Regions from separate parts of the Homo sapiens genome. Here region 1 is linked to region 2. A link is a loop called in an ENCODE intact Hi-C map of the cell type or tissue named here. Cell type or tissue: Calu3. All regions are shown on one strand. Each heading gives the region's core, and the rest is flanking DNA. Links, peaks and the distances in the headings are about the cores only.

What was found. Peaks named below come from ENCODE experiments on the same cell type or tissue, not always from the same donor. Only the 100,000 strongest peaks of a DNase experiment are listed, where the experiment ranks them.
Region 1: it touches region 2 in a loop (7-fold over the local background); 3 of 110 quality-filtered maps call a loop at or near these places.

What each region holds. Positions count from the first base shown.
Region 1 is chr4:77,467,369-77,478,855 of GRCh38, reverse strand. No RefSeq gene overlaps it. Among named protein-coding and RNA genes, the nearest start is that of CXCL13, 130 kb to the left of the region's middle. In Calu3, for the core only: a CTCF peak has its summit at 5,120 (motif pointing right); no DNase peak of the experiment used is centred there.
Region 2 is chr4:77,533,023-77,544,509 of GRCh38, reverse strand. It overlaps a transcript of CXCL13 not described here. Among named protein-coding and RNA genes, the nearest start is that of CXCL13, 67 kb to the left of the region's middle. In Calu3, for the core only: no CTCF peak of the experiment used is centred there; a DNase peak (open chromatin) is centred at 5,729.

The DNA of each region.
Region 1 (11,487 bases), core at 2,062-10,061, 65 kb after region 2:
GGTTTAGGCTTCTATTAAACCTATCACCATGGTAGTGAACATATTATTTAATAGAAAGTTTTTCAATCCTTGCCCTACTCCCTCCTTTTGGAATCCCTAGTGTCTATGGTTCCCATCTGTATGTCCATGTGAACCCCAAATTTAACTTCCACTTATAAGTGAGAACATGTGAAACTTGGTTTTCTGTTTCTGTGTTAATTTACTTAGGATAACAACCTCCAGCTGCATCTATGTCCTGAAAAGGACACGATTTTGTTCTTTTTTTATGGCTGCATAGTATTCCATGGTGTATATATACCACACTTGCTTTATCCAATCCACCATTGACGAGCACCTGGCTTGGTTCCATCTCTTTGCTATTGCGAATGGTGCTATGATGAACATACGATTGCATGTGTCTTCTTGGTAAAATGATTTTTCTTTTGGATATACACTCAGTAATGGGATTGCTGGGTGGAATGGTAGTTCTGCTTTTGGTTTTTCAAGGAATCACCACACTGCTTTCCACAATGGTTGAACTAATTTACACTCCCACAAACAGTGTATAAGCATTCCTTCTTCACTGCAACCTTGCCAGCTACCCATTATTTTACTTTTTAATAATAGCCATCCTGACTGGTGTGAGATGGTATCTCATTGTGGTTTTGATTAGCATTTCTCTGATGATTAGTGATGCTGAACATATTTTCATATGTTTCTTGCCCACATATATGTCTTTTTTTGAAAAATATCTGTTCATGTCCTTTGCCCACTTTTGAATGGGTTTGTTTTTTCCTTGTTGGTTCATTTAAGTTCCTTACAGATTCTAGATATTAGTCCTTTGTCAGATGCATAGTTTGCAAATATTTTTTCCCATTCTGTAGGTTGTCTCTTTACTCTGTTGATAGTTTCCTTTGCTGTGCAGAAGCTCTTTAGTTTCATTAAGTCTCACTTATCTCTTTTTTATTTTGTTGCATTTGCTTTTGGGGTCTTCATCATAAATTATTTGCCTAGGCCAATGTCTAGAAGAATATTTCCTAGGTTTTCTTCTAGAATTTTTTTAGTTTGAAGTCTTACATTTAAGTCATTAATCCATGTTGAGTTAAATTTGTATGGTGAAACGTAGGGGTCCAGCTTTATTCTTCTGTATATGCCTAGTCAGCTGTCCCAGCACCATTTATTGAATACAGTCCTTTCTCCATTGTTTTTTTTTTTTCAATTTTTTCAAACATCAGTTGGTTGTAGGTGTGCAGCTTTACTTCAGGGATCTCTATTCTATTTCATTAGCCTATGTGTTTATTTTTGCATCAGTACCATGCTGTTTTGGTGACTGTAGCCTTATAGTATAATTTGAAGTCGGGAATGTGATGCCTGCAGCTTTCTTCCTTTTGCTTAGGGTTGCCTTGGCTATTCAGGCTCTTTTATGGTTCCATATGAACTTTAGTTTTTCCTAACTCTATGAAAAATGATGTTGGTAATTTAATAGGAGTCGCATTGGATCTGTAGATTGCTTAGGGCAGTATGGACATTTTAACTATATTGGTTCTTCCAACCCAGGAGTGTGGAATGGTTTTCCATTTCTTTGTGTCATCTATGATTATTTCAGCAATGTTTTGTAGTCCTCCTTAGAGATCTTTTACCTGCATGGTTAGGTGTATCTCTAGGTATTTTGTATGTGTGTGTGTGGCTGTTGTAAATGGGATTGTGTTCTTGATTTGGCTATCAGCTTAAATGTTATTGGTGTATAGAAATACAGATTTTTGCACATTGATTTTGTATCTTGAGAATTTACTGAAATTGTTTATCAAGTCTGAGTCTTTTGGCAGAATCTTTAGGGTTTTCTAGGTGTAGAGCTATATTGTCAGTGAAGAGAAATAACTTGACTTCCTCTTTTCCTATGTGGATGCTTTTTTTTTCTTTTTGCCTGATTGCTCTGGATAGGATTTGCAGTATTATGTTGAATAGGAGTGGTGAGAGTGGGCATCCTTGTCTTATTCCAGTTCTTAAGGAAAATACTTCCAGCTTTTGCCTGTTCAGCATGATGTTGGCTGTGGATTTCTTATAGATGGCTCTTATTATTTTGAGGTATGTTCCTTAAGATGTAGTCTGTTGAGGGTTTTTATCATGAAGGGGTGTTGGATTTTATTGAATACTTTTTCTGCATCTATTGAGATGATCATATGGCTTTTGTTTTTAATTCTATTTATATGATGAATCACATTTGTTGATTTGCATATATTGAACCATCCTTCCATCACAGGAATAAAGCCCACTTGATCGTGAATTAACTTTTTGATGTGCTCCTTTTTGATGTTAGTATTTTGTTGAGATTTTTTGCATCTATGTTTATCAGGGATGTTGGTCAATAGTTTTCTTTTTATGTTGTATCTTTGCCAAATTTGGGTATCAGGATGCTACTGCTTTCATAGACTGAGTTAGAGAGGAGTCCCTCCTCCTTGATTTTTTGAAATAGCTTCAGAAGTATTGGTATCAGCTCTTCTTTGCATGTCTTGTAGAATTCAGCTGCAAATCCATCTTGTCTGGGGATTTTTTTTTGGTCAGCAGGATTTTTTTTATTACTAATTTCAGAACTCAGTATTGGTTTGTTCAAGATTTGTTCCTCCTTGGCTCAATCTTGGGAAGTTGTGTGTTTTCTTCTAGATTTTCTAATCTGTGTGCATAGAAATGTTCATAATCGTTTCTGAGATCCTTCTGTATTTCTCTGGGTTCAGTTGTGAAATTACCTTTGTTATTTTTGATTTTGCTTAGATTTTCTCTTTATTATTCTAGCTAGTGGTCTATCAATCTTGTTTATCCTTTCAAAGAACCACCTTTTAATTTCATTGACCCTTTGTATCATTTTCTGGGGCCTCAATTTCATTTAGTTTTGCTCTGATTTTAGTTATTTCTTTTCTTCTGTTAGCTTTGGGTTTGGTTTGTCCTTGTTTTTCTAGTTTTAGGTGCAAGGTTAGGTTTTTAATGTGGTATCTATCTTCTTGATGCAGGTGTTTAATGCTATAAACTTTCCTCTTAACACTGCTTTTGCTGTATCCTAGAGGTTATGGTATGTTATGCCTCTGTTTTCATTTGTTTTAAAGAATTTTATTTGTGCCTTAATTTCATCATGTACCCAAAAGTAATTCAGAAGTTGTTTTGTTTCCATATATTTGTGTCATTTTGAGAGTTCCTTTTGATATTAATTTCTATTTTTATTTCACTGTGGTGTGAGAAGATGCTTAATATTGATATTTTTGATTTTAAGACTTGCTTTATGACTGAGCGTGTGGTCAATTTTAGATGAGAAGATTGCAGATAAGAACGTATATTCTGTGGTTGTTGGATGGAGTATTCTGTAGATGTCTATTAGGTACAATTGGTTAAATGTTGAATTAAAGTCTGGAATTTTTTTAGTTTTTCTGGGTGTGAATGATCTGTCTGAAGATGTCAATGCGGTGTTGATGTCCCACACTATTATCGTATGGCTGCTAACTTCTTTTGTTAGGTATAGAATTCTGTGCTTTATAAGTCTGGGTGCTCCAATGTTGGGTGCATATATATTTAGAGTAGTTAAATTTTCTTGAATTGAACTCTTTATCATTATATAATGCCCTTTTTTATTGTTTCTGGTTTAAAGTCTATTTTATCCTATACAAGAATAGCAACCCCTGTTTTTTTTTGTTTGTTTAGCATTTGCATGATCAGTCTTTCTTTCCATGTCTTTACTGTGAGCCTATGGCTATCATTACCTGTGAGATGGGTCTCTTGAAGAGACCAGACAGATCTTGTGTCCTGTGTTTTTATCAAATTTGCTACCCTATATCTTTTAAGTATGGTATTTAGGGCATTTACATTAAACGCTAATGTTGATATGTGAGGTTTTATTCCTGTCATAGTGTTATTAGCTAGTTTGTCTTGATTATGTGGTTGCTTTATGGGGTCCATGGGCTATGTGCTTTCATGATAGTATCAGTCTTTTGTTTCCCTGTTTAGACCTCCCTTAAGCATCTCTTTTAGGGCTGGTCTTGGGGTGATGAAGTCCTTTAGCAATTGCTTGTCTGGGAAAGACTTTCTTCTTTGTTTATGAAGCTTAGTTTGGTAAGATATGAAATTTTGGCTGACATTTCTCTTTAAGAATGCTAAAAATGGGCCCCAATCTCTGACTGTTAAGGTTTCTGCTGAGAAGTCCATTAGTCTGATGTGTTTCCCTTTATAGGTAACATGACCCTTTTCTCTAGCTGCCTCTAAGATGTTTTCTTTCACATTGACCTTGGATAGCCTAATGACTATGTGCTTTGGGGATGGTAATCTTGTATAGTAACTTGTAGGACTTCTCTAGATTTATTGTATCTGCATGTTGTCCTCTCTAGCAAAATTGGGGAAATTTTCCAGAATTGTATCCTCAAAAATACATTTATCAAGTTGTTTACTTTCTCTTCTCTCAAGAATGCCAATAAGTCATATATCTGATCACTTTAGATAGCCCCATATTTCTCAAAGGCTTTATTCATTTTTAAATTTTTCTTTTTCTACTGGGTTGATTCAAAGGACCATTCTTCAAGCTCTGAAATTTTTTCCTTAGCTTGTTCTAGTCTGTTAAGGCTTCCAATTGTATTTTGAAATTCCTGTAGTGAATTTTTCAGTTCCAGAAGTTCTGTTTGCTTCTTTCTTAATACAGCTGTGTTATCTTTTAAATCTTGGATTGTTTTTCTGTTCATGTTGGATTTTTTCTCTTAAATCTCATTTTCTTTGACATCCATATTGTGAATTGAATGTCTGTCATCCTAGACATTTCATTCTGATTAGGATCCGTTGCTTGGGAGCTAGCGAGATCCTGTGGAGGTGACAAGACACTCTGGCTTTTTGTATTGTCACAGTTCTTGTGCTGGTTCCTTCTAACGTGAGATAATTAATGCTTCTTTTTTTGAATTTGCTATTGTTTGGAGCTTCTTGATTTCCTATTCTTTTTTCCCTTGGGGGTATGACTGCAGTGTATACTGTGTATAATAGATTGGCTTTGTTTCTGGGTGCTTTTAGGGAGCCAAGGCTCTGTTTGGGTTCCTTGATTGCAAATATGTTCCTGTGGTGGTCTTCTCAGGTGTTGCTTGTTGTAGCAATGTCATTTTGTTTGGTGGTGTAATTCAATCTTCTGTCCAGAAGGTGGTGCTGAAAAGTAAGAGCCAACAGGTAGGAGCAGGGGCAAGGGAGAAGTGAAAAGTATCCTTCCCTAGCAAGTGTTCAACCTTCAGTGGGGGGTGGAGCCACTGTAGTTGCCTAATAAGTGGTCTGTTTCAGCCCACGTTCCCTGGGTTCTTATGGAAAGAGGTGCTGCCAAGTCCACAGTAGTGTGGAGGGGAGAGATTACCCATTCTCCGTGTCCATCCCTGGGCTTTGGTGGTACTGTCTCAAGGGCTGGTGCTGCACTCATGTTTCCTTTGGCCCGAGGGGTGCTTTGGTGGGCTGTGCTCCCCACTTCTTTAGGGGAAGACCATGCCAGGGGTTAGCTCTCTCTGGTTCTGGGTGTCTTTGGTGGCAGAGTCTGTATACATTCCTTGGTTATAGGTAACTTTGTATAGCGGCTCTTCCAAATGCTGGTTGTAGCATGTGGGCAGACTCACTGCCTCCTGTGTGGCTGGGGTGGCAGAGGTCTCAGGAAGCTTTTCTCATTCCCCACTGTTGAGCACTTGTGTCTGCAGATTTTCTATTGTGTTGTGCCATTCAACCTCCAGGCCAGTAGGTATCTTATACAGGTAAAAGCCAGCTGCAGCCAATGCAGATGTGCATATACCTGATCTTTGTTTACTGGGAGAAGCTCTGTTGCCTCTGGCAATCTGTGGGGTGCACAGTGGTCTGAGCTTCCTGTTCAGCTCCAGAGTGGGAGACTAAGAGGGATGGGGCCTGACCAGGCAGGTCCACTTACAGGTCCCCCAATAACAGGCACGAGCACTAGCTCCAAGGTGGGGGGGCCCAGTGGGTGGCCACCAAGTGGCCAGAGGTGTGCCTAGTTATGGAGTTTGAAAACTTCCTCTGCCCCAAGTTCTCTGCCTAAGGAAGAGGAGAGGTGTAAACTCCTAATCTAGATGAATTGGTACTTGGAATGTCTAGAGATATGTCTGGGCATTGAGAGGAGGGTGAGCTAGTGCACCACAATCTCCACACCTGAAGGTGGGGGTGGCTCAGGCTTCTAATCCAGGCAAGCAGGTATGCCAAATGCCTGGAAATATGCCTCAGCAAGGAGTGGAGAAACTACTGCTGCAACAAGGTCTTTGCAGGGGATGGGAAGGGTGGCTCTGTCTCCTACTCCGAGAGAGCAGGTGTACCTCATGCCAGATGATATGCCTGGGGTAGAAGCAGAGAAATCACTGCCACATTAAGATCTTTGCATGGGAAGGGATAGGTGGCTCAAGCTCCTAATCTGTGAGACCTAGTGTGCTAAATGCCTGGAGTTCTGTCCAGGTGTGGAGTGGAGGAAGTGTCACTGCACCGAGTTCACTGCATGGGAAAGGGATGGAAGCTCAAGCTCCTATTCCAAAGGGGCAGGTATGCCAAAGGCCTGGAGACATGTCCAGGCATGGAGCAGGGACTGTGCCACTGCACCAAGATCTCTGCACAGGAGGGAAGCTCAGGCAGGTGAGCACGTGTGCTGAATGCCTGAAAATATGTCCCCCAGTAGGGAGCAGAGTAACAGAGTGCAACAAAGTCTTTTCAGGAAAGGGGTCAGCTCAGGCAGCTAATCCAGGTGAGAGTGTGTGCCAAACACCTAGAGGTAGGCCCATGCATGGTGTGAAGGGAGCACCACTGCACCAAGATCTCTGTAGAGGAAGGATGGGGTAGCTCAGGCTGCTAATCCAGGGGAACAGGTATTGCAAGTGCTTGGCGACATGCCTCAGCATAGGGTAGAGAGGGCCCCACTGCACCACGATCTCAGAAAAGCAGGCTGGAGCACCCAGCAATGATACACGCAGACTGGTTCCAGGTTGGCAAACTGGCCCTGGCAGCAAGTCTTGCTGCCCAGGAGAAACTAGCTTCAGCAACTCTCCTACTCCAGACCTGCAATGAAGGAGAGCCCAATTCCAGCACCTACTGCTGGGGTGCTTTCCACACCTGCTGCTCAATTCTGGCTGTGGGGGCTCTTCCCCAGCTCCATAGAAAGCACTCCAATCTTTGGTCTGAGACTAAAATGCCTGTGTGGCCATGCTGCTGGGTTGCTGAAGAATGGCTGACTTTCTATGAGCCTGGGTTCAAAATGGCATCCTCTTCTCAGTCTTGGGTGTGGGAAAATGCCTGCAGCTTTTCCTAGTGTCTTTCCTGCTCAGTGTCTCCAAGCCTGTCCTCAAATTAGCTCTGGAGCTTGGGAGAAACAAGATGCTCTCCCTTGGCCAGAGTTGCATGGATCCCTAGTGGATCGGTGAGTTACAGAGGGAGGCTCTCTACCCCTCTTGTGTACTGGGGCTGCACCCACTTTTATCAGCTGGACACTGTTTGCCCACCTTCTTCTCTCCAGGATCTGGGATGTCCTTTGCTATTTTGGTGAATTCCCATTTTCCTTCTTGAACTAAAGCTCATCAAGTTGATCGTTATGCACTATTTTGCTCCTTCCAAGTCATTTAGGCACACAAAGAGCCTCTCATCTGCCATCTTAGGGAAAAAAACTGAACTTTTATTAACATTTTACCAATATTAGCTCATCAATTGCAACAAGTGTACCATAGTAAGCCAAGATGTTAACAATAGGGGAATCTTGAGGAAGGAGAGGTGAATGAGGGAATTTCTCCTAAATTTAAATGAAAACTTAAAGTTACTAAAAAATAAAGACATCTAAAAAGCTAATGGGACCAGGCATGGTGGCTCATGCCTGTAATCCCAGCACTTTGGGAGGCCGAGGCAGATGGATCACCTGAGGTCAGGAGTTCAAGACCAGCCTGGCCAACATGGTGAAATCTTTCCCTACTAAAAATACAAAAATTAGCCAGGCATGGCAGCGGGCGCCTATAGTCCCAGCTACTCAGGGGGCTGAGGCACAAGAATTGCTTGAACCTGGGAGGCAGAGGTTGCAGTGATTTGAGATCACGCCACTGCACTCCAGCCTGGGTGACAGAGCAAGATTATGCCTCAAATAAATTAAAAGCTAAAGGGAAAATAAAGCCTTTCTAACACAAACTTTAAAACAAAACAGGTGGCAGGTGAGATCTGTTCCTCAGGCTGCAGTTTATTAACCCATCCCCATCTGCACAGCCCCTACCCCCAGATTACTGTGTATCACGTAACAACCAGGATAGGGTCTTCATTGCCAGGTTGGAAGTAAGCAATTCAGTCCCTAAACCCTATCTTGCTTTCTCATACCACTCTTAGGACCAGTTATGTCTGTTCAGGTACTCCAGGAAACAGATGCTGAGATGAAATTAGTAGTGTAAGAGACTTGTTAGGGGATAACATCTATAAAAAATAAAGGGGGAGAAAGCAGGATGGGGTGGCTTGGAAAGCTTTTGGACCATGCTACATACCTGATAGTATCTTGGTGAACCTCAGAAAGCTCTGGAGCAAAGATTACCCACCAGAGGAGTTCCTACTTGGTCAAAATGGCCAGGCAGGCCCTAGCATCCCAACCATACTACCTCACTGGCTGGGAGCTGCCCAGGGCACCACAGAGAGAAGGTCCGTCAACAGCTCTCCTCATAGCTCCACTGCAAGCCCTTTCTTGAAAGGGAATCTGAGCAAGGTATCTCCATGGTTGCCTCAGGGTGCCAGTTTCTTAAGGCAATCTCCCTCAGGCTCTGAATCAGAGCTGAGTTCCGACAAACTCTAGATCAGCTTATATGTTCCTTACAACCAAGGCAAAAGCCACTCTTTAAAAGAATGAGAAAAGTGCAGTTGCACACAGCAGCAACGACAGCATAGGCACCAGGATTGTCTCCTACAAGATCGCAAAGATTAGAAAAAAGCCCCATCAATGGAGGAATCATGACAAGGCCCAAATAGAAAGAATGCAAGGTATGTTAGAGATTGATTTTCTTATTCCTTCACTAGTGGAGGAAACTTAAAACACTGGATGTAAGTTCCTGAAGTCAACAATTATCTTCATCTCTGGTCTTCTCTTTCCACATCAACTGAACACTGCTTTGCTATGGCTTTGTAGATTATGTACTTTTCTCTCACTCACTTTTTGGAATTATAGGAGTTTTTTCTGTGTAACTCAAACCTCCTGAACCTAGGGCCTGTGTCTTAGTTTGGGTCCCTATCTTAGTCTGTTTAGGCTGCAACAAAATACCATAAACTGGGTGGTTTACAGACAACAGAAATTTATGTCTAAGTTTTGGAGGCTGGAAGTCTAAGATCAAAGTGCTGATAGGCTCAGAGTCTGGTGAAGGCTTGTGTCCTGGTGCATAGCTGTCTTTTCACCATGTTCTCACATGTTGGAAGCGGTGCCTGAGCTTCCTCGGGCTTCTTTCATAAGGGCACTAATCCGATTCGTGAGGGCTCTGCTTTCATGACCTAATCATCTCCTAAAGGCCCCACCTCCTTATATCATCACCTTCAGGATTAGGATTTCAACATAAATTCTGGAGAAACACAAACATTCAGATCATAGCAGCCTCCTAAAAGCAGAGACTAAGATAAGAATTTGGGATTGCCTCCTACATAAACTGCCTGTGCCCAGGAACCAGGAGTGAAAAAGAAGTGAAACAGGGAAGGAGAAAGAGTCAATGTAAGGCACATTATTGAAATCTGCACTCCAGCTTTTCACTCTTGAGGAGGGGTCTGTATGCTTCTCAGACTTTTCACAAATAGTAACTCCTCAGCTCTTCCAGGCTGCACATAGAAAAGAGCATGGATTGGTAAAAGTCAAGCCCATCAGAAAAGCCAGTGTGAGCCTGGGGAGCACACTGCAAGGATGAAGTGGGAGGTAAATGTCTACATGTCTACTACGGGCCTGGCTGAAGCCACAGGTGGCTGAGGGGATACAATGTGGTCATACAATGGGTCAATTTGACCTAAACTCTAAGTATTCAAAATATGTCATTCCTTTGGGTTAAAGCCATTGCCTTTAAATAAAACACTATGGTCAATGGTGCACATAAGGGATAACACATTGATCTGGATATGAGCTGCTCCAACAGCTTAAGAAATTCAGAGGAAGTTCAATAGTTTAGCGAGTCAAGGGATAACTGAGAACATGGTATTATGAAAGCAAAACATTAGACACCATTGAATACATAGGGCTTTCTTATTTATTTTTTTTAAGAGACAAGGTCTCACTAGGTTGCCCAGGCTGGTCTCGAACTCCTGGGCTCAAGCAATCCTCCCACAGAGCTGGAATTACAGATGTGAGCCACTACACCCCGTCTATATATAGGACTTTTCATGGTTACCACTGGGATGCCCCCAAAGACCTCGTTAGCCACTAATCCCATGACAACTGAAAAGTTATTCATGGCCTTGGATTCCAATTCTTTTGTCTCACGATCTGGTTCCCTCCTTAGTGCTGGCTTCTCTCCTAGACGTTTTTCCGTTTTCCTGCTATCCATCTGACTCGGAAGCAAAGATATCTAAGAAGGCCAACATTAGCCTTGAACCTTGACATTAGGAGAAATCAGTGCCCACAATAGACAGTGCAATATTTTGCATAGACAAAAAATGATTCATGTTCTGCAGTTGGGTGTCTGGAAGGGTCTTGACACAGAACAACCAAGCTAGTAGGGGAGATGGAGTGCCACCTTCTTCAGTCCCATCACCCTGTACAAGGTTCTGAATGGATGTGACAGGGCAGGTTGGTTCACCTTGGTGCCCTTATCACCATCAGGTACCTTCTTACAAAGGAGTCTTCCAGAAAGGATTTACTTATTTTTAAAACTCCTATAGCTTAATGTGTGAGCCTACAGGACCTGAAAGAGTATGCAGTTGTAATTTCTGCTTACATAAACTTGATTGTGTGGTGGTGTCTGAACAAAGTTCACTAGACTAAATCAGTACTCCTAGAATCCAGAGCTGGTCCAACTCTCAGATCTGAGTTACCTTGGGCAAGTAATTTACTTGTATGCTCTAGGGAAGCTCAGCAATGATACATGTCCTATTAGGTATTGATTATCAAATGCAATTATAGAAAAACCTATTAATAAGTATAAACCACTTATCTAGTAAGTCATTTTCTTAGATGTTTTCACTTCTATGCAAATCACCAAAGTTCACTGTGTGTGTGTGCCATTAATAGTACCAAAGTTGCTATGGAAATGCAGACTCGGGTTTTCCTTCTGTGTCACATAGTATTGTGTCCAGAATTGGTGGGTTCTTGGTTTCACTGACTTCAAGAATGAAGCTGCAGACCCTCGTGGTGAGTGTTACAGTTCTTAAAGGCGGCGTGTCCGGAGTTTGTTCCCTCTGATGTTCAGATGTGTTTGGAGTTTCTTCCTTCTAGTGGGTTCGTGGTCTCACTGGCTCCAGGAGTGAAGCTGCAGACCTTCGCAGTGAGTGTTGAATCCAAAGAGTGAGTAGCAGCAAGATTTATTGCAAAAA
Region 2 (11,487 bases), core at 2,281-10,280:
TGCTCATCATCACTGGTCATCAGAGAAATGCAAATCAAAACCACAATGAGATACCATCTCACACCAGTTAGAATAGTGATCATTAAAAAGTCAGGAAACAGCAGGTGCTGGAGAGGATGTGGAGAAATAGGAACACTTTTACACTGTTGGTGGGAGTCTAAACTAGTTCAACCATTGTGGAAGACAGTGTGGTGATTCCTCAAGAATCTAGAACTAGAAATACCATTTGACCCAGCCATCCCATTACTTGGTATATGCCCAAAGGATTATAAACCATGCTACTATAAAGACACATGCACACATACGTTTATTGCGGCACTATTCCCAATAGCAAAGACTTGGAACCAACCCAAATGTCTATCAATGATAGACTGGATTAAGAAAATGTTGCACATGTACTCCATGGAATACTATGCAGCCATAAAAAAGGATGAGTTCATGTCCTTTGTAGGGACATGGATGAAGCTGGAAACCATCATTCTCGCAAAATATCGCAAGGACAGAAAACCAAACACCATATGTTCTCACTCATAGGTGGGAATTAAACAATGAGAACATTTGGACACAGGGTGGGGAACATCACACACCGGGACCTGTCATGGGGTTGGGGGAGTGGTGAGGTATAGCATTAGGAGAAATACCTAATGTAAATGACGAGTTAGTGGGTGCAGCACACCAACATGGCACATGTATACATATGTAACAAACCTGCACATTGTGCACATGTGCCCTAGAAATTAAAGTATAATAATTTAAAAAATAAAATAAAAAATGGAAATCATAACAACCATTTTCTCAGACCATATTGGAATAAAAATAGAAATAAATACCAAGATGATCTTTTCAAATCACACAATTACATGAAAATTAAACAAGTTGCTCCTATATGACTTTTGGGTAAACAACAAAAGTAAGACAGAAATTCAAAAATTCTCTGAAATAAATAAAGATGGACAGAGACACAATGAAAATCTCTGGGATACAGCAAAAGCAATGTTAAGAGGAAAGTTAATAGTGCTAAATGCCTATGTCAAAAAGTTGGAAAGATCTCAAATTACCTATCTAACAGCACACTATAAGAATAATAAAAACAAGAATGAGCTAACCCCAAAGCTAGCAGAAGAAAAGAACTAAACTCAGAGCAGTACTGAATGATTGAGATCCAAAAATCCATACAAAGAATCAATGAAACCAAAAGCAGTTTTTTTGAAAGGATCAACAAGATTGATAGACACTAGACTACATTAATAAAAAATGAAAAAAACAGGAAAAATAAGCACAACCAGAAATGACAAAAGTGACCTTACAACCAATCTCACAGAAATACAAAAAGCCCTTAGAGACTATTATGAACACCTCTATGCATACAGACTAGAAAATATGGAAGAAATGTGTAAATTCCCAGAAACACACAATCTCCCAAGATTGAATCAGGCAGAAATTGAAACCCTGAACAGACTAATATTGAGTTCCAAAATACAATCAGTAATAAAAAACCTACCAACTGAGAAAAGCCCTAGACCAAATGGGTCCATGGCCAAATTCTACCATACCTAAAAAGAAAAGCTGCTACCAATCCCACTGAAACTATTCCCAAAAAATTAAGGAGAGATTCCTTCCTAACTAATTCTACAAAGCTAGCATCACCCTGATACCAAAACCTGGCAAAGGCACAACAAAGAAAGAAAACTATAGGCCAATATCCCTGATTAACATGGATGCAAAAATCCTCAAGTAAATACCAGCAAACTGAATCCAGTAGCACTTAAAAAAGTTAGTTCACCATGATCAAGTAGGCTTCATTCCTGGGATGCAAGATTTGTGCCACACATGCAAATCAATAAATGTGATTCACCACGTAAACAGAATTAAAAGCAAAAACCACATGATATTGTTTGCATCTGTGTCCCCACCCAAATCTCTTGTAGAATTGTAATCCCCAGTATTGGAGATGGGGCCTGGTGGAAGGTGATTGGATCATGAGAGTGGATTTTCCCCTTGGTACTGCTATAGCAATATGAGAACAGACTAAGACACCTTGCACTCATTTCAATAGACACAGAAAAAACTCTCAATTAGACCAAAAATCCCTTCAGAGTAGAAACCTTAAACAAACTTGGTATCAAAGGAATATACCTCAAAATAATAAGAGTCATCTATGACAAACCCGTAGCCAACATTATACTGAAAAAGCAAAAACTGGAAGCATTCCCCTTGAGAACTGGCATAAGACAAGTATACCTACTCTCATCACACCTATTCAACATAGTTCCAAAAGTCTAAGCCAGAGCAATCAGACAAGAGAAAAAATGTAAGCCATCTAAACAGGAAAAGAAGAAGTCAAACTATCTGTCTTCTCTGATGATATGATTCTATACCTAGAAAATCCTAAAGACTCCTTCAAAAGGCTCCTGGAGCTGATAAATGACCTCAGTAAAATCTCAGGATACAAAAGCCAATATACAGAAATCTGTGGCATTTCTATACACAAATAGTATTCAAGCTGAGAACCAAATCAAGAACACAATCCCATTCACAATAGCCACAAAAAAACCCACCTAGGAATAATCTAACCAAGTAGGTGAAAGATCTCTACAAGGAGAACTAGAAAACACCGCCTGAAAGTAATCATAGATGTCATAAACAAATGGAAAAACATTCCATGCTCATGATTGGAATCAATATCATTAAAATGGCCATACCACACAAAGCAATGTACAGATTCAATGGTATTCATATTAAGCTACCAATTTAATTTTTCACAGAACTAGAAAAAACTACTCTAAACTTCATTTGGAACAACAATAACAAAAGCCTGAATTGCCAAAGCAATCCTAAGCAAAAAGAAAAAAGCCAGAGCCATCACACTACCTGACTTCAAACTACACAATAAGGCTACAGTAACCAAAACAACATGGTACTGGTACAAAAACAGACACATAGACCAATGGAACAGAATATAGAACCCAGAAATAAAGCCATACGCCTACAGCCATCTGATCTTCAACAAAGTCGACAAAAATAAGCAATGTGGAAAGGACTTCCTATTCAATAAATGGTGCTGGGATAGCTGGCTAGCCATATGCATAAGAAAGAAACATGGATTAAAGATTTAAATGTAAGACCCCAAATTAAGAATCCTGGAAGAAAACCTAGGAACCACCATTCTGGACATCAGCCTTGGGAAATAACTTATGACTAAGTCCTCCAAGGCAATTGAAACAAAAATAAAAATTGACAACTGGGACCTAAATGAACTAAAGAGCTTCTGCACAGCAAAAGAAACTAACAACAGAGTAAACAGACAACCTACAGAATGAGAGAAATATTCACAAACTGTGCATCCAACAAAGGTCTAATATACAGAATCTATAAGGAACTTAAACAATTGAACAAGCAAAAAGAAAATAACCCCATTAAGAATGGGCAAAAGACACGAACAGACACTTCTCAAAAGACAACATACAAGCAGCCAACAAACGTATGAAAAAAATGTTCAACATCACATCATCAGAGAAATGCAAATCAAAACCACATTGAGATACCATCTCACACCAGTCAGAATGGCTGCTATTAAAAGTCAAAAACTAACAGATGGTGATGCTGTGGAGAAAAGGGAAGGCTTCTACACTGTTGGTGGGAATGTAAATTAGTGCAGCCTCTGTGGAAAGCAGTTTAGAGACTTCTCAAAGAACTTAAAAAGGAACTACTGTTTGACCCAGCAACCCTATTACTTCCAAAAGAAAATAAATTTTTATACCAAAAAACCACACGCACTTGCATGTTCATCACAGAACTATTCACAATAGCAGGCATAGAATCAGCCTAGGTGTCCATCAGTGGCAGAATGTATGAAGAAAATATGGTATATATACACCATAGAGTACTACACAGCCATAAAAAGAAAGACATTGTGGCCTTTGCAGCAACATGCATAGAGCTGGAGGCCATTATCCTAAGTAGATTAACACAGGAACAGCAAACCAGATACCACATGCTGTCACTTCTTACAAGTGGGAGCTAAACACTGGGTACTCATGGACGTAAAGATGGAAACAACAGACATTGGGGAGTACTAGAGGAAGGAGGAAGGAGGCAGGGAGGCAGCAGTTGAAAAATTAACTATTGGGTACTATGCTCAGTACCTGCATGATGGGATCAATCATACCCCAAAACTCAACATCATGCCATATACCAGGGTAACAAACCTGCACATGTACTCTCTGAATCCAAAATAAAAGTTGAAATTATTAAAAAATGTATTTATGGCATATTTCTTGTAAATACCACAGTTAGGTCTTGCAGAACCCTCATGAAGTGTATAAAAATTTTTTCTATCTTGTACTATTATTAGATACCTTAGGTATCTGGCATATAAATTACATAAAGTTAACAGAGATAATCAATCTATAATACTGAACATAAAAAATATCGTGTCTATTTTTCTAAAAATAATTATATGAAGTTAATTTCTTCCTTCATCAAGATTGATACAACTGTCAGCATCTCCCTGTTTTTATGGCCCTTCTGACCCAATGGTCAAGGACAATAATAGAGACTCTTGGTTTTGAGTCACTTTTGGATGCCACTATTACAGTAGGTAGCTAGTCAGATAGGAGCTGAGCAGGATAGGGATTCCCCCCCTACCCCCACCACACACACCAGGAATGTCAGGCAGCCATCAGGTGATGGTAAGGCGGTTGTTAACTGTCTCGCTGAAATAATAATTGGTTGCAGCTGGCACCAGGGAACGGCAATCCCCTAATAAATATAAACACCTGAAACTGGTGATCAGCAGCTTCCCAAAAAGATCTCAGGAATTGGGTGAGCGGGTTCAAGCAAGCACATTAAAATGGTGGAGTTTAACTGGCATATGACCTTCCAGGGACATTCAACTGGTAAAAGAAGAATGCCTCAAGTGAGCATGTGTACAACTCCAGTAAACACACTGTGCATTCTCCCAAGTGCTAGCAGGCCACTGCCATGCGGACAGCCCACCCCAAGGGAAGAATTAGAGGAGAAGGGATGCAGGACCTTGGAAGTACACTAATGTATAAAACCTCAAGTCAAAAGGTCAAACTGGGGCCAGGTGCAGTGGCTCATGCTTGTGATCCCAGCACTTTGGGAGGCCAAGATGGGCGGATCACTTGAGGTCAGGAGTTTGAGACCAGCCTGGCCAAAGTGGCAAACCCCTGTCTCTATTAAAAATACAAAAAATTAGCTGGGTGTGTAGTTTTTATGACTAAAATTAATTGGCCAGTCCCTTCACTGGGAGCCAGGATACCCTAACTCTGGGTGCATGCCTGTAATCCCAGTTACTCAGTAGACTAAGGCAGGAGAAATGCTTGAGCCAGGAGGCAGAGGTTGCAGTGAGCTGAGATCACGCCACTGCCCTCCAGCCTGGGCGACAGAGCTAGACTCCATTTCAAAAGGAAAAAAAAAAAAAAAAGGTCAAATTAGGTCAAACTGTGCACTAGTCTTTCAAGCTGTCCACTTGGCCCTCTTCCAAGTACACTTTCATTCCTGCTCTAAAGCTTAATAAACTTTCACTCTTGTTCTAAAACTTGCCTAGAGCTCTTTCTGCCTTATGCCCCTCAAATTCATTCCTCTGAGGAGACAAGAATTGAGGTTGCTACAGACCCAAATGGATTGGCTGCCGATAACATATCTTGTTGCCATGTGACTTGGATAACTTCCACCACCAACACCACTGCTGTTGGTCTTTGCCCACACGTACAGTGGAAGGCTGCCAGGTTTGGTGAGACCTGATTATCCCCTCCCCCAGTACTGAGCTCAGATATGAGATGGGATGATTAATGCTCTCCTTGGGTATCCAGGTAGCCATTTCTACCAGTGGGTCTACCATCTCTAGTGGGCTTTGTCAGAGTGAACCTGACTATTACCCTCTTCTACCTCTAAAGCACAAAGCCCCTATCATCTTTTTCTCTTCAAATTAGCCAGCCTAATCAATTTTGCTTCTATAGTACAGAAGTGGAAGTTGAGGGTGGGTGTGGAGAAAAGGTGATGTTTTCTGATTTCTTCTTTCCTGGAAGAGTCCACAGCTGTAGGAAAAAAAAAAAAAAAAAGACAAGACATTGAATAAATCTTACAACAATTCATTGTTACACCCTCAAGATAAATAATGAGTCATTCTTCACTGATTAAAAAAAAAACCAAACCAAAACAAACAAAAAAAAACCACAACTCTTTCATGAGACTGAGCAGAAACAGAGCTCTGAGGCAGTCTCTTTTTGTGAAAGCTTCCAGAGTAGCCTATGTAGTCATGAACTGAGGCACCTTCCTGCCTCCTCTCTCATTGCAACCCAAAGACTTCTCATTGCTGAGGTAGGAAAAAGACAACTAAAATATCCAGAGGTATCTTGGTTTTAGGCACAGTGGGTTCAAGGTGTTCCATCAATTCCACTGGGACTCTGGGACTCAGTTTCTCCATCACTGATCTCTGCTTCCCTCTCTGTTGTCTGTGTTCTCAGATTCTTACTCTCTGGGGGCAGAGATGGCTCTAACTTTGGGCTTAGATTCTATAAGCTTAGAAACTGCAACAGAAAGAAAGATACCCTTTTCTGAAGCAATAGCTTCAGGACTGAAGCTCACTGGGTTGATTTGGATCAAGAGTTCATCCCTCTAGACAGAGGAGAAAATGCTTGGGTTGGCCAAATTGAATCACATGTCTACCCTAGGATCCATAGAGTGGAGTCAGACCCACAACAACTGCATGGGTTAAGAATGGAGGAAGAGTCATTATGCAAAGGAAAACTGGAGTGCTATTATCACACATGCACAAAAACCTCAAATGGATGCTGGGACATGGAACACAGTAAAACAAAACCAAACAAAATTGCTATCCATTACACACTCTGTAATAGAAAACATTTTAGAACTTAGCTAAATACTTGGAATCTTCTAACCAAGCCCATGGGGATGGATGACTGTTATCCAACACATTACTGAAGCATGCTCCTCACTATATCTTCCATTGCCCCTCCAGACCTATTCTCTGCTTTGCTCTGTACCCTGTATGGAGTTCAATAACCACTTTTGTTCTCTCTGGCTTCTTTAGGTTTCCCCAATAGGGAGCTCTGACAACAAGCTGGAGGTGTGATGGAGAGGTAGGTTGGGATATTGATTTCCCCTGGCTTGCTCCTTATGTGAATCAGCTGCATCTCTACAACTAATGCCACACACAGCTCCTCTCTGCAGTCGTGTTCATACAGCTTTCCCTCCAGGTTTAGCCAATGACTCTGTACTCTTGTACCTTCAGGTCTAGGGGTTGCAGTAGTACTCTTATAGCTGCCAGTCCCAGAGTAATAAACTATCCCTTGCAGTTTCTTTCTTTATGCCTTGCTCATGTTTTTATAAATATTCCGTTTAATAAACTCTTCATAACACAATTTGAATATGTCTTTTATTTTCTCCTTGAATGTCATTGCTACTAATAGTATTTATCTAGAGGTTGTTTATAGAACCATTGTCTTGGATTTTAATTTTTTGAATGGAAGCTGGGAAGAGAAGACCAAAGTAATAGACCTACTTCAAAGATAATATGCTCTAATAATGTCTCACTGGTTCATGAGAACTCAACAGATCACACCTCTAGTTCATAAAAAAATGAGATAGCTTTTTTTCCTTCTTACCTACTGTACTCACTCTTGAACCTTTTTCTATCCTGATAAAGTCATTCTTTTTAAAGAATTTCTAAGCATCAGAGATAGTTGAATCAGCTATTGCTATTTTTCAGAAGAAAATAAAGCCAAAAAGAAAGATATTTTGCCACTTTTCCTCTTGTTTCTTTGCCACACTTTGCACCTTGTAATCTTCTTCTAGGTGTTATAATAATGGCTAATGCTTATGGAGTATTTACTCTTACCCAGCACCATGCTAAATGTTTTATCTTTATTAACTAATTTGATCTCCACAACAAATTTATAAGGGAGGCAATATTTTTATCCCTCCTTACAGATGAGGGAAGTGAAACACAGAGAGGATAAGGGAGCTACCCAAATTTATACAGCTGGTTGGTAGCAGAGCCAGGATTTGAACCCAGGCAGACTGGCTCCAGAACCTATACTCTTAGTGATTAAACTCTGCTTCTTCTTCATGATGGAGCCACACCCAAAAGGGAAGTTAAAAGTTAACTATGCTTCGGAACACCTCATTTCACAGATTTATCTGAAAAGGATGATTAAATGATTGGTATTTATTATTTATTCCATAATGATCAAAATTTAGGCATTTCAACTTTCATGCCATCTACTTTACATCGTCAATGAAATAAGGCAGAGTGTAAACTACACTGGATATCTGCCAGTTTTGCCAGCTCCACACTCCACTCTATTTCCTGCCCCCAAAAGCTGACTTATATGGGTTACATCACTGGGCTTCCTTTCTTTCTGGATTCCAGTTGGGTTTGGCCAATGGGGAGCACCAGCAGAAGATTGAGAGAGGGAGGGGAGTGAGGTTAGGGTGTTTATTCTATCAAGTATAATCATAGTTATCTATTACTGCTCAACAAAGTATTCTAAATTTAGTGGTATAAAATAATAATTTTATTATGATCAATTCCACACCCAACTTTTGTGGGACAGGAATTCAGACAGCATAGTGAGGATGGCTTGTCTCTACAATGTTTAGAATCTTATCTGGCACTCAAATGCTGAAGGTGGCTTTACATCTGGGAGCTGAAGTTATCTAAAGGCACATTCACTTGAATGTCTATCAGCTGATCTAGTTATTTGTTGGCTGAGACTTCAGCTGAGTGGTTGGTCAAAACATCTATGGCTAGCCTCTCCATGTAGCCTCCTTACCTTGGTAAATTGGGTGAGTTTGGGCTTCCTCGTAGCATGGCAGCTGGGTTCCAATAGTGAGTATCACCAAGAAGCAGGTGGATGCACATGGAATTTTTATGCCCTATCTTTGGAAGTTGCATATGTCACTTCCAACATGTGCTATTAGCTCTGCTCAGATTCAAGGGGAGGAAACATAGTCTCCATCACTTCATGGTAAGAATGTCAAAGTTGCATTGTAAGAACAGCATGTGGGATGAGAATGATTTTGCAGTCATCTTTGGAAAATACAATGGGTCGCAAGATTGAGATTTGAGGACTAAGTTTGTATATACAAGCATGGCTCAACTGGAAAGGGTACGCCTATAAGGGAAGGAATACATTGAAGAATTTATAAAAATGTCAAGAAAGAAGTATGTCACAACTGAGGGCACCTCCAGGGCTTACAGTATAAATGAATGAATGAATGATTGAATATTGAATGCAAAACAGAGTTCCTAAAGGCCCCCAGTTCTTCCCCCAGTTTCTAAAAAAGAGATCTGAATATTTTTAAGAAACTATTAACTTGATCAAATTGTGTGTGTCTGGAAGAAGTTCCTTCTTTGTGGAAGAGGACATTGTGAGGACACTGTGAATTTGGGGATCATTTTAGCCATGAAAAAGCCATGCTTGGTGTTTCTCCTTTTGTAATTCCAGTAATCTTGCTGTAGCATGCAAAGCAGTTTTCAGGAGGGTGGAAGGCAGAATTTACTTCTTTTGTTGTAATGCCAGAAAGGTAGTTACTGCTGTTTCCATAAAGATTTTCAGAGGGTCTCTGATAAATATAAGGCCAAAACAAAGGTTCCACAAATGTGTATAGCTCAGTAAGGTCATGGAATTGTAGAAGCAAAGAGGAGGTCCTGAAGCTTCTTTATGGTCCAACCCCAACATTTTGCAGGTGTGAAGGCAGGAGATGAGAGATTAAGTGGCACACCTGAGGCCTGCACTAAATGGACTTCTGCTGTGTATCACCTGTTTGAAATTGATCCCAACACAAACACTGTTCTCAGAGGTGTATTTTAAAATTAAACTTTATTTTTAGATCATTGTAGATTCATATTCAACTGAAATAATACCCAGAAAGAGATCTGACAATTATTAAGAAAGTATTAAGAGATCTCATGTGCATTTCACTGTTTCTCCCAATGACACATAAGTGGAATCACACAATATGTAAGATGTTTAAATTGTTTATTTCACTCAGCATAATTCTCTGGAGATTTATCCAGGTTGTTGAGTATATCAATAATTTGGTCGTTTTATTTCTGGGTAGTATTTCATGTATGATGTGCCATTGTTTAGCCATTCATCAGTTAAAGAACAACTGGATTGTTTCCAGGTTTGTACTGTTACAAATGAAGCTATTAGAAACATCCATGTGCAGGTTTTTGTGTGAACATAGTGTTCATGTGGGATGAATGCCCAGGAGTGCAATTGCTAGGTCATATGGTAGTTGCATGTCTTTTGTTTTTGTTTTTAAGAAACTGCCAGGTGGAACCAAGATGGTCGAATAGGAACAACTCCAGTCTACAGCTCCCAGCATGAGCAACGCAGAAGACGGGTGATTTCTGCATTTCCAACTGAGGTACCAGGTTCATCTCACTGGGGAGTGTCGGAAAGTGGGTGCAGGACAGAGGGTGCAGTGCACCAAGCATGAGCCAAAGCAGGGCAGCACATTGCCTCACCTGGGAAGTGCAAGGGGTCAGGGAATTCCCTTTCCTAATCAAAGAAAGGGGTGACAGATGGCACTTGGAAAATTGGGTCACTCTCACCCTAATACTGCACTTTTCCAAAGGTCTTAGCAAATGGCACACCAGGAGATTATATCCCGTGCATGGCTCAGAGGGTCCTATGCCCATGGGCCCTTGCTCATGGCTAGCACAGCAGTCTGAGATCAAACTGCAAGGTGGCAGCGAGGCTGGGGGAGGGGTGCCCGCCATTGCTGAGGCTTGAGTAGGTAAACAAAGCGGCCTGGTAGCTCGAACTGAGTGGAGCCCACCACAGCTCAAGGAGGCCTGCCTACCGCTATAGACTCCACCTCTGGGGGCAGGGCACAGCCAAACAAAAGGCAGCAGAATCCTCTACAGACTTAAATGTCCCTGTCTGATAGCCTTGAAGACAGTAGTGGTTCTCCCAGCATGGAGCTGGACATCTGAGAATGGACAGACTGCCTCCTCAAGTGGGTCCCTGACCCCTGAGTAGCCTAACTGGGAGGCACCTCCCAGTAGGGGCAGACTGACACCTCACATGGCCGGGTACTCCTCTGAGACAAAACTTCCAGAGGAACGATCAGGCAGCAACATCTGCTGTTCACCAATATCTGCTGTTGTGCAGCCTCTGCTGCTGATACCCAGGCAAACAGGGTCTGGCGTAGACCTCCAGCAAACTCCAACAGACCTGCAGCTGAGGGTCCTGACTGTTAGAAGGAAAACTAACAAACACAAAGGACATCCACACCAAAACCCCATCTGTACTTCACCATCATCAAAGACCAAAGGTAGATAAAACCACAAAGATGGGGAAAAAACAGAGCAGAAAAACTGGAAACTAAAAATCAGAGCACCTCTCCTCCTCCAAAGGAACACAGCTCCTCACCAGAAATGGAGCAAAGCTGGATGGAGAATGACCATGATGATTTGAGAGAAGA